2 separate regions of the Homo sapiens genome follow, and region 1 is linked to region 2. Evidence: chromatin contacts called from ENCODE Hi-C data. All regions are on one chromosome and are shown on one strand. The core of a region is the stretch at or near the end of the contact, and the rest is flanking DNA. Distances in the headings are between cores, read along the strand shown.

Evidence for each region. A loop is a pair of places that touch in the nucleus more often than their neighbours do.
Region 1: a loop to region 2 is called in a map of CD8-positive, alpha-beta T cell, with 4 times the contacts of the local background. The contact joins the promoter of OR5F1 here to the promoter of OR5I1 in region 2. A Hi-C loop is called at or near these places in 1 of 168 maps with a recorded cell type or tissue (CD8-positive, alpha-beta T cell).

The regions. Positions count from the first base shown.
Region 1 is chr11:55,990,902-55,997,752 of GRCh38, forward strand. It overlaps OR5F1 (olfactory receptor family 5 subfamily F member 1), which reads right to left and starts at 3,724. Exons shown (of 1, transcript NM_003697.1): 1 at 2,780-3,724. The coding sequence starts at 3,724. The coding sequence ends at 2,780. RefSeq lists a silencer at 1,039-1,181.
Region 2 is chr11:55,934,455-55,940,735 of GRCh38, forward strand. It overlaps OR5I1 (olfactory receptor family 5 subfamily I member 1), which reads right to left and starts at 1,946. Exons shown (of 1, transcript NM_006637.1): 1 at 1,002-1,946. The coding sequence starts at 1,946. The coding sequence ends at 1,002.

The sequences.
Region 1 (6,851 bases), core at 2,474-4,973, 58 kb after region 2:
AAACCATAAAAACCCTAGAAGAAAACCTAGGCTTTACCATTCAGGACATAGGCATGGGCAAGGACTTCATGTCTAAAACACCAAAAGCAATGGCAACAAAAGACAAAATTGACAAATGGGATCTAATTAAACTAAAGAGCTTCTGCACAGCAAAAGAAACTACCATCAGAGGGAACAGGCAACCTACAAAATGGGAGAAAATTTTCGCAACCTACTCATCTGACAAAGGGCTAATATCCAGAATCTACAATGAACTCAAACAAATTTACAAGAAAAAAACAAACAACGCCATCAAAAAGTGGGTGAAGGACATGAACAGACACTTCTCAAAAGAAGACATTTATGCAGCCAAACAACATATGAAAAAATGCTCATCATCACTGGCCATCAGAGAAATGCAAATCAAAACCACTATGAGATACCATCTCACACCAGTTAGAATGGCAATCATTAAAAAGTCAGGAAACAACAGGTGCTGGAGAGGATGTGCAGAAATAGGAGCACTTTTACACTGTTGGTGGGACTGTAAACTAGTTCAACCATTGTGGAAGTCAGTGTGGCGATTCCTCAGGGATCTAGAACTGGAAGTACCATTTGACGCAGTCATCCCATTACTGGGTAAAATCATGCTGCTATAAAGACACATGCACACGTATGTTTATTGCGGCATTATTCACAATAGCAAAGACTTGGAACCAACCCAAATGTCCAACAACGATAGACTGGATTAAGAAAATGTGGCACATATACACCATGGAATACTATGCAGCCATAAAAAATGATGAGTTCATGTCCTTTGTAGGGACATGGATGAAATTGGAAGTCATCATTCTCAGTAAACTATCGCAAGAACAAAAAACTGAACACCGCATATTCTCACTCATAGGTGGGAATTGAACAATGAAATCACATGGACACAGGAAGGGGAATATCACACTCTGGGGACTGTTGTGGGCTAGGGGGAGGGGGGAGGTGGGAGGGACAGCATTGGGAGATATACCTAATGCTAGACAACGAGTTAGTGGGTGCAGCGCACCAGCATGGCACATGTATACATATGTAACTAACCTGCACAATGTGCACATGTACCCTAAAACTTTAATTAAAAAAAAAAAAGTACACATTCAATGAATTAAAAACTAAGCAAAATCACCAAGTGATAAGAGCTCTTGATTTTAAAATATTTGTAGACTTTGTGAGTTTAGACATAAGAGACTTGAATTAGAGGGTAGGGAGCATAGCTCAAAACACGTCTAAAGCTCCGAATCTCAAAATAACTGGATTTCATCTCCCAAACATTGTTTCTAAGTTCTACATCAAAAGAAATATAAGCATTTACTTGTACAATATTTTAGTCCCATATGTAATTCCATTAAATCATACCAGTACAGGGGAGGCAGAGATAATACAGCGGTCAGCTGGTATGGAAACCATAGGTGAGCTGCTTAGTGGACAGGGCTCCAGGGCCCGGTAACCACTGTGGTCCAGTAAGGTGAGAGAATAATCTGTAGGTGCATAGACAACACCAAATTATTCATGAACATCTATCTGGCCAAATTCACCCAAATGAACCATTGAGGGAAATAAGATGGTGGAGTTGGGCAACATTTTGTGACAGGCCATAGTGTCTGCTGTGCCCACATCCCAGATGATGTGAACATCGCCACTTCTATCAGGTGCAAATTCACTGACAAGGTCAAGAGCAAGAGCCATGGGGAATTTCCCTCCATAAAAGTGTCTGTCTCCTTACCAAGTCACAGCCCCAACTCAGCTTCTTTCAGAGTTCTACCAAGGCAACTTCCTGTTTATCTCCACATTATTAATGCCTACATTTAATACAAATACCATTTTCAATTAATACGTCATTGCAATTGAGAAAAGACTTTTGTGAACGGAAATTCCAAGAACTTATTTTGAAGAATATTTGTCAGATTCATTCACCGAATATTAATCTATCACTTGCAACTATGCAATGATTAAAATCTTTGCAGCACTTGAACATGTGTGCATGTGTCTTTCTGAATGTGTGTCTGTCTCAAGGAAAGAGGGAGGGACAGGGCTAGAAAATTTGGAGCAGAATGAAAGAGAATAAAAGAATAGCTGTAATTGATGCATACTAATTAGAGTTTTCTTGATAGCACATTTTTGCAGAAACTCTCACATTCTTTAAATACACTCATGCATGTGTGTGTGTGTGTGTGTGTGTGTGAGAGAGAGAGAGAGAAAGACAGACAGGCAGAGAGAGAGAGAGAGAGAGAGGAGGTAAAAAAAGCAGAGTTTAGAATTCCTATTAAAACTATAGTCCTAAAATTTGATTTTATTCCCCCAAGAAGTAGTTCAGTGAATACAAAGGAGAAATATATATTAAACTTATAGCATTTCTCACCTATGTGATATTTAACAATCCCTTAAAAATCATAAATGGTGAAAAATAATGCATAAGAAAAAAAGAATGGATAATAGAAATTATTTTATATTTCCAGTTTCATGTATCATTGTGGCTTTGGTCTGTGAACATATATTCCATTTGATTTCTAGATGAAATTTCATTTAAAAATATTCATTATTTTGGAGAACCTAACAAAGATATATAGAATCATAGTAAAGTCAACATGCCATGATCTTGAATCAGTTTGGTAACTTTCTTTATCCCTAACTGGATACAACTATTAACAGAATGTGTTTACTGAGAAAATATTCTAATAAAAAAATGTAGATATAAACTAGACTTTGAAAGTAACTAAAATATGCTCTTTAGTTGAGATTTTTAGCCAAACAATCACAGAAAGGAAGAGGTCCTTTTCCTGCTAATTACATTCGCTAAAGCCTTCTTTACTTCCTTACTCCTGAGGCTGTAGATCAGAGGATTCAACATGGGAATCACCACTGTGTAGAACACAGAAGCCACTTTGTCCTGATTCAGGGAGTAGCTGGAACTAGGTCTCAGGTAAGTATAGATGCAGGTGGCATAGAACAGAATTATGGCTGTCAGGTGAGAGGCACACGTGGAGAAAGCTCTGTGCCTCCCCTCCCCCGAATGCATAGAAAAAATGGAGAAGAGAACGTAGGAGTAGGAGGAGAGGATGACAAGCAGAGTCCCCACAATATTCACACCAGCCAAAATAGAACTTATGCTTTCTTTCAGGATTGTGTCAGAACAAGAGAGCTTGAAAAGTGGGGGACTGTCACAGAAGAAGTGATGGATGACATTGGAGTCACAGAATGACAAGCTGCTGACATGGCTTGTGTTGACCATGAAGTTCAGCAACCCTGCAGCAAAAGCCCCGGCTGCCATTTTTAGGTAGACGGTCCTGGACATGATCAAGGAGTAAAGCAGCGGGCGACATATGGCCGCATACCTGTCATAGGCCATTAACCCAAAGAGGATGCATTCGGTTGTCGCCAGGGAGATAAAGAAGTACATCTGTAGGAAGCAGCCAGCAAAAGAGATGGTTTTCTTCTCTGATAATAAATCTGCCAGCATCTTTGGGGTGATGGTAGTTGAGTTACAAACGTCCACAAAGGACAGGTTAGCCAGGAAGAAATACATGGGTGTGTGAAGCTGGGAATCGATCCTGATTAAGAGGATCATCCCGAGATTTCCCAGTACTGTAAGTGTATAAATCACAAGAAAAAACAAAAAGAGGATAATCTGTAGCTCCAGCGTGTCTGCTAATCCCAATAGGACGAACTCAGTCAGTGAGGTATAATTTTTTCTGGTCATTTATGAGAAATATATTTTGTGTAAACTTTGTATTAGTTGCACATATTTTCCTCTCTAAAAGTTTACAAAAAAAAAAAAAAAGAAGTGTTAATAGGACAGTCACATATGGCAAATAAATAAACAAAAACCCAGAATAATATGTCATAATTACTGAAGTAAGAGGAATATTAGAGGACCCATGGGTAAGCATTTACATGTAATAAACAATTGATTGTATTGAATTGGAGTTGTAGGCTTCTCAAATCACTGGCTGAAGTCCACATACTCTATTTCTGTGAATACAAATACTTTGTTCTATTGTTTCTATACTAGCCCACATCCAAAATGTAAAATAATAAAAATATTCTTGCTAAAATTTCTCCCATTCTCAGAGCAGGTATGTGAATTTAACTCAATGCATTCTTTTTTAATTTTCTCAAAATCACTCTGTACATTCTTCAACTCCAAAATTCATACTTTATCTCTTGAGAATGGCTTATGTGTAGCCCTAAGCAGCAAAAAGAGTGACCATTTCAAATAATCAATATTTTCACATCTATTGTATCCTTAAAAATAATTTAGTGATGTTTTAAAAGTAAACCAAATGATTGTTATACTACAATGTCCATTATCAAGTTAATTCCAAGAAGCAGCCGACAGGGTACCTATCCACCTTACTTAATAACATTACCAAATCTTTAAAACTTCCTCCCCAGATGGCTACTTACCTAAGTAAGTAACTATTATTTTTTTTTTATCAGAGGTTCTTAGTTGGAGCTTAAAAATAAAAGAAGAAAATTTAATTTAAAAAATGCAGTGGAAAATTGAATTATCTATTGGTAAAATCTTAAGATGCCTTATGATTAAATACTTGTTACTGCACTTGTATTTTGTTTTTCTCCAAGAAGACAGGGTAACCATGGGGAGTAGATTATAGCTATTAATTGCAGAGTCAATTCTCTACAGGCAGGAGCTCTGTCTCAAAACAATATTAAATATAATATGATCACATAGAGATGTATGGAATCAGACATTATGAAAGTCTTACATCATAAAGTGGTTTGTGACCTCTGGAAAATAATTGTCTATCTACACTGACTCTCTCTGTGTCTGTATTTTTAGCTTATTCTAAGTGCGTGACTAAACTATCGTTCTCCCCCTGTGCCATTTTAGTATGTGGGTGCACCCCTCTTTTTTTCGGTGTGACTTAAAATTCAGCTATTTTCCTGTATAAAGGTAGTGAGAAAGGGTAGTTAATAAATATCTATTGTATGATTTTTAAAGAAATCCTATAACCTGAGCAAATAGCACAATAGATTTAAAAATTATTATATATTTATGATTTTGAAATTGTGTTGGTTTTTGCCGTTACTATTTGTGATTCTTATCCTGCAAAGACATGAAGCTATAGATTTTCTAGATCTAAATTCAAAAAGAAGACAACGTAAAATATACTACATTGGGTATTCAAATGCAAAGAGAGTCTATTTGCATAGGGAACTCATAATGCAGCAATTGCTATGTTAATTATTTTGTTTAAATTCTCAATTACTTCTCTCAACCAGTCTTTCAGGTTGACATTATTATTCGCACATTTTATAGATGAAAAAAGTAAGGCTTTAATCTGTTAAACAACTTCCCCAAAGATAAACTGTTGGTAAGTAGAGGAATAAACTTGAACACAATCTTCAACATAAAGAACTAATACCTAGCTCGCTATTTCCTATCATGCTCCATTTTAGCTTATATGTGTATATATATGTGTGTATGTTTACGTGTATGTGTATATGTAGCGTGTGTGTATGTATATCTCATAGTGAATCTAATCCTCCAATCTTCAAAGCACGTAGGAGACATCAGCATCTAAAGGGAGGCCTCTAACATAATGCAAGAAATTTGTTAAAAAGTTGACTTTTAAAGATCTCACCATCATGTCTGATATGGTTTGGCTGTGTCCCTACCCAAATCTCATCTTGAATTGTAGTTTCCATAATCCTCACATGTCATAGGAGGGACACCATGGGAGGTAATTGAATCATGGGAGTGGTTACCCTAATGCTGTTCTTTTGTGATAGTGAGTGAGTTCCCATGAGATCTGATGGTTTTATAAGGGACTTTTCACTCTGTTGCTCATTCTACTTCTCCTTGCTGCTGCCATGTGAAGAAGAATATGTTTGCTTCCCCTTCTGCCATGATTGTAAGTTCCCTGAGGCCTCTCCAGCCATGCTTAACTGTGATTCAATTGAACTTCTTTCCTTTATAAATTACCCCATCTTAGGTACATCTTTATTAGCAGTGTGAGAATGGACTAATACAATGCCATCAAGACCTATGCCATGATTGATTATTACCTATTATATTTTCAATATTTATCTGCTTATGTATGTAAGAATACATAACTTAAGGAATGAAAGTATGTGAAATAATTTTTACTGGAGAAACTCAACTGTGAATTGAAAGAGATGGAGGAAAAACAATATATTCTCAATTCATGAATTTTGTTAGAATCAAGGAGAGAAGATAATACTATGAAAAAAGAAGAGATTGATGTTATCAAACCTTAAAAAAGCAAAGACTGAAAAAGTAGAATGAACTGGAAGTTTTAATTTAAAGTTTTGAAAGGAGTTTATTCAGGAAGAAGCAGAAAGAACAATGAATAAAAATACTTTAATTCATGAATGTTTAAATGGGGACAATACGGCCTTAGAAACCATTAATTTCTTAAAGCCATTGTGGTATAGCTTTCCTACAAAAAACTTTCATTTTTTTTCTTTTTTTAAATTATTATTATACTTTAAGTTTTAGGGTACATGTGCACAACGTGCAGGTTTGTTACATATGTATACATGTGCCATGTTGGTGTGCTGCACCCATTAACTCGTCATTTAGCATTAGGTATATCTCCTAATGCTATCCCTCCCCTCTCCCCAACCCCACAACAGTCCCCGGTGTGTGATGTTCCCCTTCCTGTGTCCATGTGTTCTCATTGTTCAATTCCCACCTAGGAGTGAGAACATGCAGTGTTTGGTTTTTTGTCCTTGCGATAGTTTGCTGAGAATGATAGTTTCCAGCTTCATCCATGTCCCTACAAAGGACATGAACTCATCCTTTTTTATGGCTGCATAGTATTCCATGGTGTATATGTGAC
Region 2 (6,281 bases), core at 696-3,195:
TTAGAATTTTCAAACACACATTTCATGCATGGTTTTCTACCACAGTACTGGATTGATCTCCCTATGAGGATACAATTACGATAGTGTAATAAATTAGAGATAGTATTCTTTTTCTGAGATTCCAGCAAAGAACGTTCCTCACATTCAGTAACACATTGGTGTATTTAAAAACAAGAGATAGTAAAACAAATATTTTGCATTGCAATTAACCTATATTGCTCAAGCCACTAAGAAAATGTTTCCAAATTGCTTTATGATACATTGGATGTAGAAAGTTATCAACATGTTATCACCTGCATTTTAAAAAATATTATTTGGCTTTTTATGATTGCTTTTCTAACATTCTAGCCTCTATCATCTTATTTTATTACATGCATTTTAATTAGTGTGAGATATTATAAAAACATATCTTATAACAAACATGTAAGTGTATATAATGTCCAGGCACTATTCTCAGCTCTTAACTGTATTAACTCTGTTCACCATCAAACAATCAATAGCATATGTGCAATATTCATCCCATTTTACAGATAAATGAGGCATAGAAAAATTAAGCAACTCATTCAATATGCCACTCACTAGCCAAGTATAGATCTGGCATATAAATCAAAGCAATCTGACTTATTTTCTTATCCAGTTATCCAGTAATCTACACTTATAACTGAGATATTCTACAGATAGATACGCACATGTACATGCATGCATACTTTTCTGAAATATTTACTATATCCCTTAAGATGGCTTGATGAAATTGATTTTAGCATAAATCTCAAGCTAGTAATAACTGAAAAGTAGTATAACTAGCATTTAGCAGGAACTTTGAAACTTTTAAATGATTTTAAAAATATTTTAGGACTATGAAATTCATTTGGCTGCATTAAACAAAGTGCTTGATAAAATCCCTAGTGTGAGAGGTTGTGTGTGTGTACAGGTAAGGTTGTTGTAAGTTCCCAATTACAGTATGTGATTGAGAAATTAGATGTATCTTGAGATGCTTTATCTCATGAAGAATCTACCTTTGATCTTAGAACTTTCTCAGCTGCATCCTTTACATCTTTATTTCTCAAACTATAAATCAACGGATTCAGCACTGGAATGAAAATGGTGTAGAACACTGAGATAATTTTATCAGTGTTTGGAGAATACAGGTAGCTGGGCCGTGAGTAAATAAAGAGGAGAGTCCCTTGGTAGATCGTCACTGAAGTCAGGTGAGAGGCGCATGTAGAAAAGGTCTTCTTCCTCCCACTGAAAGAGCGGATCTTTAAGACTGAGAGAAGAATGAAAAAGTAGGAGATGATGATGATGATAAAACAAATGATTTCCACTGAGCTGCCGTATGTGGAGAGGAGCCACTCATTAATTGTTGTGTCAGTGCAGGATAGTTTAAGCAGGGGAGGGAGGTCACAGAAAAAATGATTAATAACATTTTTGTCACAATATTTCAGAATAAAGGCAAAGGATGTGTGAACCAGGGAACTCATGTTGCCTCCAAGGTATGACAAGACAATCAACCGCATACAGATGCCCCTAGACATCACAACTGTGTACAATAAAGGGTTACAGATGGCGACATAGCGATCATAGGCCATGGCGGCCAGGATGAAGGATTCTGTATCTGCAAAAGTACAGAAAAAATAAAACTGCAGGGCACACCCATAATAGGAAATAGATTTGTTCTCCGAGAGGAAATTGACCAGCATTTTGGGAACAATGTCTGAGAAATAGCAAAGGTCTACAAATGATAGGTTGCTAAGGAAAAAATACATGGGGGTTTGAAGGTGAGGATCAATCCTGATCAACAGCATCAATCCAATGTTCCCTATCAGAATTATAGCATACAATGTCAGAAACATGAGGAACAGGACAATCTGCAGTTCAGGGCGAGTTGGAAAACCTAATAGAATAAACTCAGTGACCAACGTGTAGTTTCTATCTGTAAATTCCATCTTCTGTGTTGTTTTCCTTTTATGAGAATTTCTAATACCCTACAATGCTATAATGATGAAAAAAGAAAAATAATTAGATGTAATTATAAAGTTATTTTATTGTTTAAAAATAAATAAATGGCAATAAGATAAAGAAAGCAAGCTCAAACTTTTTTGAACTATAAACTCTGAGAAATATATTTCAGAATTTAGTAATATCATATTTCATGGTTGCAGGTTATATTTTATTTGATTACTATTTCTTCCATTGAACAGTTGACTTCCTATGTGCATGGATCATGTCTGATTTGGCTTACCATTTTGCACCCAAAATATTAAACAATTACTGGCCCAGAGTATTAAAAAAGTAATAAATTAATGAACAGACTGATGATCACATTAAGTAAAGAAAATATGTATATTATTAAAAATGGACTGACTTATAGAGTGTTCCTTTGAATAAGAATTTTAGAACATCTGCTTCTTGTTTTCAGGATTTGATAGATACCGGTATGCTGTGTCTCTTGACTGAGTAAATAGAGTGGTGTGATGAAATATGCCGGCTAATTTTTTTTTTACTGTAAAGCAGAAGCTTTAGCGAAATAAAAACAAATGTCAGTAAATACCAGCTCTGAGGATATTTTTGACAGAAAAGAGCTTAGTGTAATTCCATAAACCCTGTTCACATACTAAACTAAGCTGATAAAATTAGTTAACTACTTGTTTCAATACTTCTGGCATTTATCGAACTCCTTGGCTTCCTGGAAATGCTCATTAAACATTAGTGGACTGACCAAGTACAGTCAGCAAAACATTTAGTTATATGTTAACTTGCAATTAAATAACATTACTATATATGGCATCATCACTGATTAAATTTTATAAGTAAAGAACAATTGTTGCATTTATTGTTATGGTAGTATAATACAAAGTGTTGAGTCAGAAAAATCTGTTAAACACTGCTTCTGAGGTCTCAAAATACTTACAGAATTATAAAAATTTTTAACTTGACTTTGAAGTACAAATAATTTGATTTTGACCATGAAGGATAGACTTGGAAATACGTAAAAAACAAAACAACAACAAAAAAAAGCAAGCAAAGCATCAATCTCTAAAGTTCATGTTGAGAGGGCCAAGATGGGAATTAAAAATATTTGAGTCACTGCCTCATTTACATAATAGATATTATGACAATGACAGTGCTAAAGACAATTTATTTATCTCATGTAAGCAATAAAACTACCCAATGACATAAACACTGAGAAGCCTATTGATAATCAGAAGGGTTAATCACGTGCTCAAAGTGCTGCCTTATGTTATCACCTCAAAGCGTGTGAATGAGATGCAGCACTACAGCAGGACAGTGGTTATTCTCATTTTGCTTGTTTGAAAATAGTCAAGGTATTTAGACAATATAAGACATCACTTCGATTTAGGAGGAATTTGATTAGATGCCCATCTTGGCTGCATGGGGGCTGTGTGACCTTGTGCCACTTAATATAAATTATCCTAATCTATACTACAACAATGATAATAAATATCTCATAGTGTTTCTGTATGGATTAAATAGGGAAAATGTTCTGCCCCCCCTTTCTGTCCCTTTATCTACCTACTTATCTTTCCATGTGTCATTCTTTAGGGAGACTGACATACAGTAGATAACATCAAAAATTAGTTTTGATTGCCACGCTGCCATTTTATTCTTAGATTATGACTAGAGCTACCTGTCAAATTTTACTAACAATAATTGTCACCTGTATAATGCTTACTATGTGTAATGCAATATTCTTAACACTTCACCTATAACTCATTTAATTGTCACCAAAAAACTAACAAAATTACCATGGAGTTACTATCATTATGATCTTTTTCTTACAGATGAAGGAAACTAAGAAAGAGAGAATTTGAGATTTAGGATGTGATGGAAACAGGATTAGAACCCAAAATTCTGACTCCAAAGCCACATGATACACTGGTTCTCTATAAACAGGATTCTTTTTATTAGCTCCATATTTTGGATGAGAACATTAATGCTTAGGATAGTATCTCAAGGTCATTCAACATGTAGTTGACCAGTGCAATTCAAACTCAGGGGTGTATGAAATCAAAGCCCATGAAAGCAAGCATGAGGACGGGGAGAATATTAACAGTATGACCATTCTATGGTTCGCATACTTCCCAAAAATGTGGGGCATGTATTCTTGGCAACTTCACATTGGTCATTCCTTCTGATAGTCAAAAAATTCTATTTAGAGAAATATTAAAAGGAAGAGAAGAGGCATGAGGATAGTGGTAGGAAAAGACAGTGATTCTTGGATTCTTCTTTTTAAAAGGGAATTAACAAATAAATCTTACTAACATACTATGATTCAATAAGTTCTTTCCAAACATAACAAAACAATCTTATGTTATAAAATAAGTTAATTCAAGTTATAAGGTAGGTAGATATGCTTTGGTTCTCCTATCAGTAACAAAAGGCTTATTTAAACAAAAGACATTTTAGACCCTGTGGAAGCTATATCAGAAAGGGTGATAAAAGATAGATTACCTTGTCAGTACAATATTGAATGATAAATGTACTTTCAAAACTATTTGTACTCAAATCAGTGGTTCTTGCTCTCAGACCAACAAAAGTTGATTTTTTTTTTTTTTGCACGATTAAAGCCAGTCCAATAACCGCAGAAGCTACTTACTGAGGAAGGAACTGTTGCAAGTTGCTTAAGGGAATAATTTCACCAATACAACCAAGGGCTTTTACATGAATTCTTATGTCACTGGGGACCTAGTAATTGAAGGATTCCAAGCATGTTAATTTCTGAGAGACTCCTAGAGAATAGTTACTAGGCTTATTGCCAATGTAAATATTTTCTCTAGAAACACATTCATAATTTTCATGGAAATGCTGTTGTGTTAATTTGAAGAGGTAATTTTCATTTTCAGTAATATCGAGGAGGTTGTTTTTAACACTTGGCATTCTACAAAGGACCGTCTTTATTGTGGAGGTTCTTTACAAATAGTTCAAATATTTAAAACTGTAACTACTGCCATTTAAATTTCTCAAAAACCACATGGAAACTCTAAAAATATTATTTATGATTACTAGTACTGAAAATTAATGAATTATTTTTGTGGCATTGAAAGCTTCTGTAGAGCTTAGTATCACCAGATGTTTTCTGACAAGACAGAGGACTTTATAACACCTGGTACCAAAATGTATCAGGACAATGGCAAGGTCATCTCAGTAAACACAGGTTGTCATCATCAACTTCATTATTCTGATATACATTGTATAAGATAGCTTCATTCAAACAACTGTAGTTAATAGCTAATTGTAATTAGTGCAGCCCCACCAATTATAGTCTCTTTATTTTCACAGTATAATGCAGGTTTATTTATCATGCCTATATCTGGAGTATCACAGAGGAAATCTTCTTAAAACTTATATCCATTGCAAAAATCCATTTATGAACCTACTAAAACATGGTCAGAAGCCTCAGCTTAATTATTTTTTAGGAAAATAATTTCACAACTTCAATCCACTGTGTACATTCTAACTATTGAAAAAAAATCTCAGTTACTGTGAGCTCAAATCTGAATTCATATTTCCTCTTTATTTGTGGTATGATCCTTCTATATAACTGCACACAATACTGAACTTATTTTGTGATTTAGGAAAATATAGTGATAGGGTTGGTGAACTGAAAGTTAACTCTATAAAGAAAAAATGAGAGTTTGTCATTTTAGTATAATATGCTCATACAAGGAATTTATCATTTAAAAAATTTTGAGGTAATTATCATTTTGGTAATGAAGTTATTTGAAAAACATTTTAAAAATTTACTCCGTAAATCTAGTTTTTTGAATATACTTCTTTAGAAATCACAAATTTAAATTTTAAAAATTAATTATTTATAATTTCATTCATTAAAGGAAAAAAGTAACCGTTCTCTTTTGCTAATCCTACTCTTCGGAAAGGAAAGTGATAATATAATATTCTAATGGTTGAGTGATTTATGAGAATCTGTGGGCAGAGGTCTAAGCCTGTAAGACGGTTGTAAGAAGAGACTATTCTCTCCAGTATCTGTAGCGTTGTCTCTGCAGAAGAACACTTGCAATCCCTATTTAATTCTTGGACTTTGCACTACTCTTTATTGTGATTCTAAATTTCCCTGACTTAGTATCCAAGAGACATGGAGGGCAAGGAAAGATGGAAGGGAAAATTTCACATGACATAAGTCAATTGTACTTATTATTCAAGTATTCTAGAAAACCACAGGTTTTAGGTATATAGACATAGTTGAGATTTTTCTTTTTAACATCAGATCAACTGGAAGATAGAAGTACGATAGTGGCTGC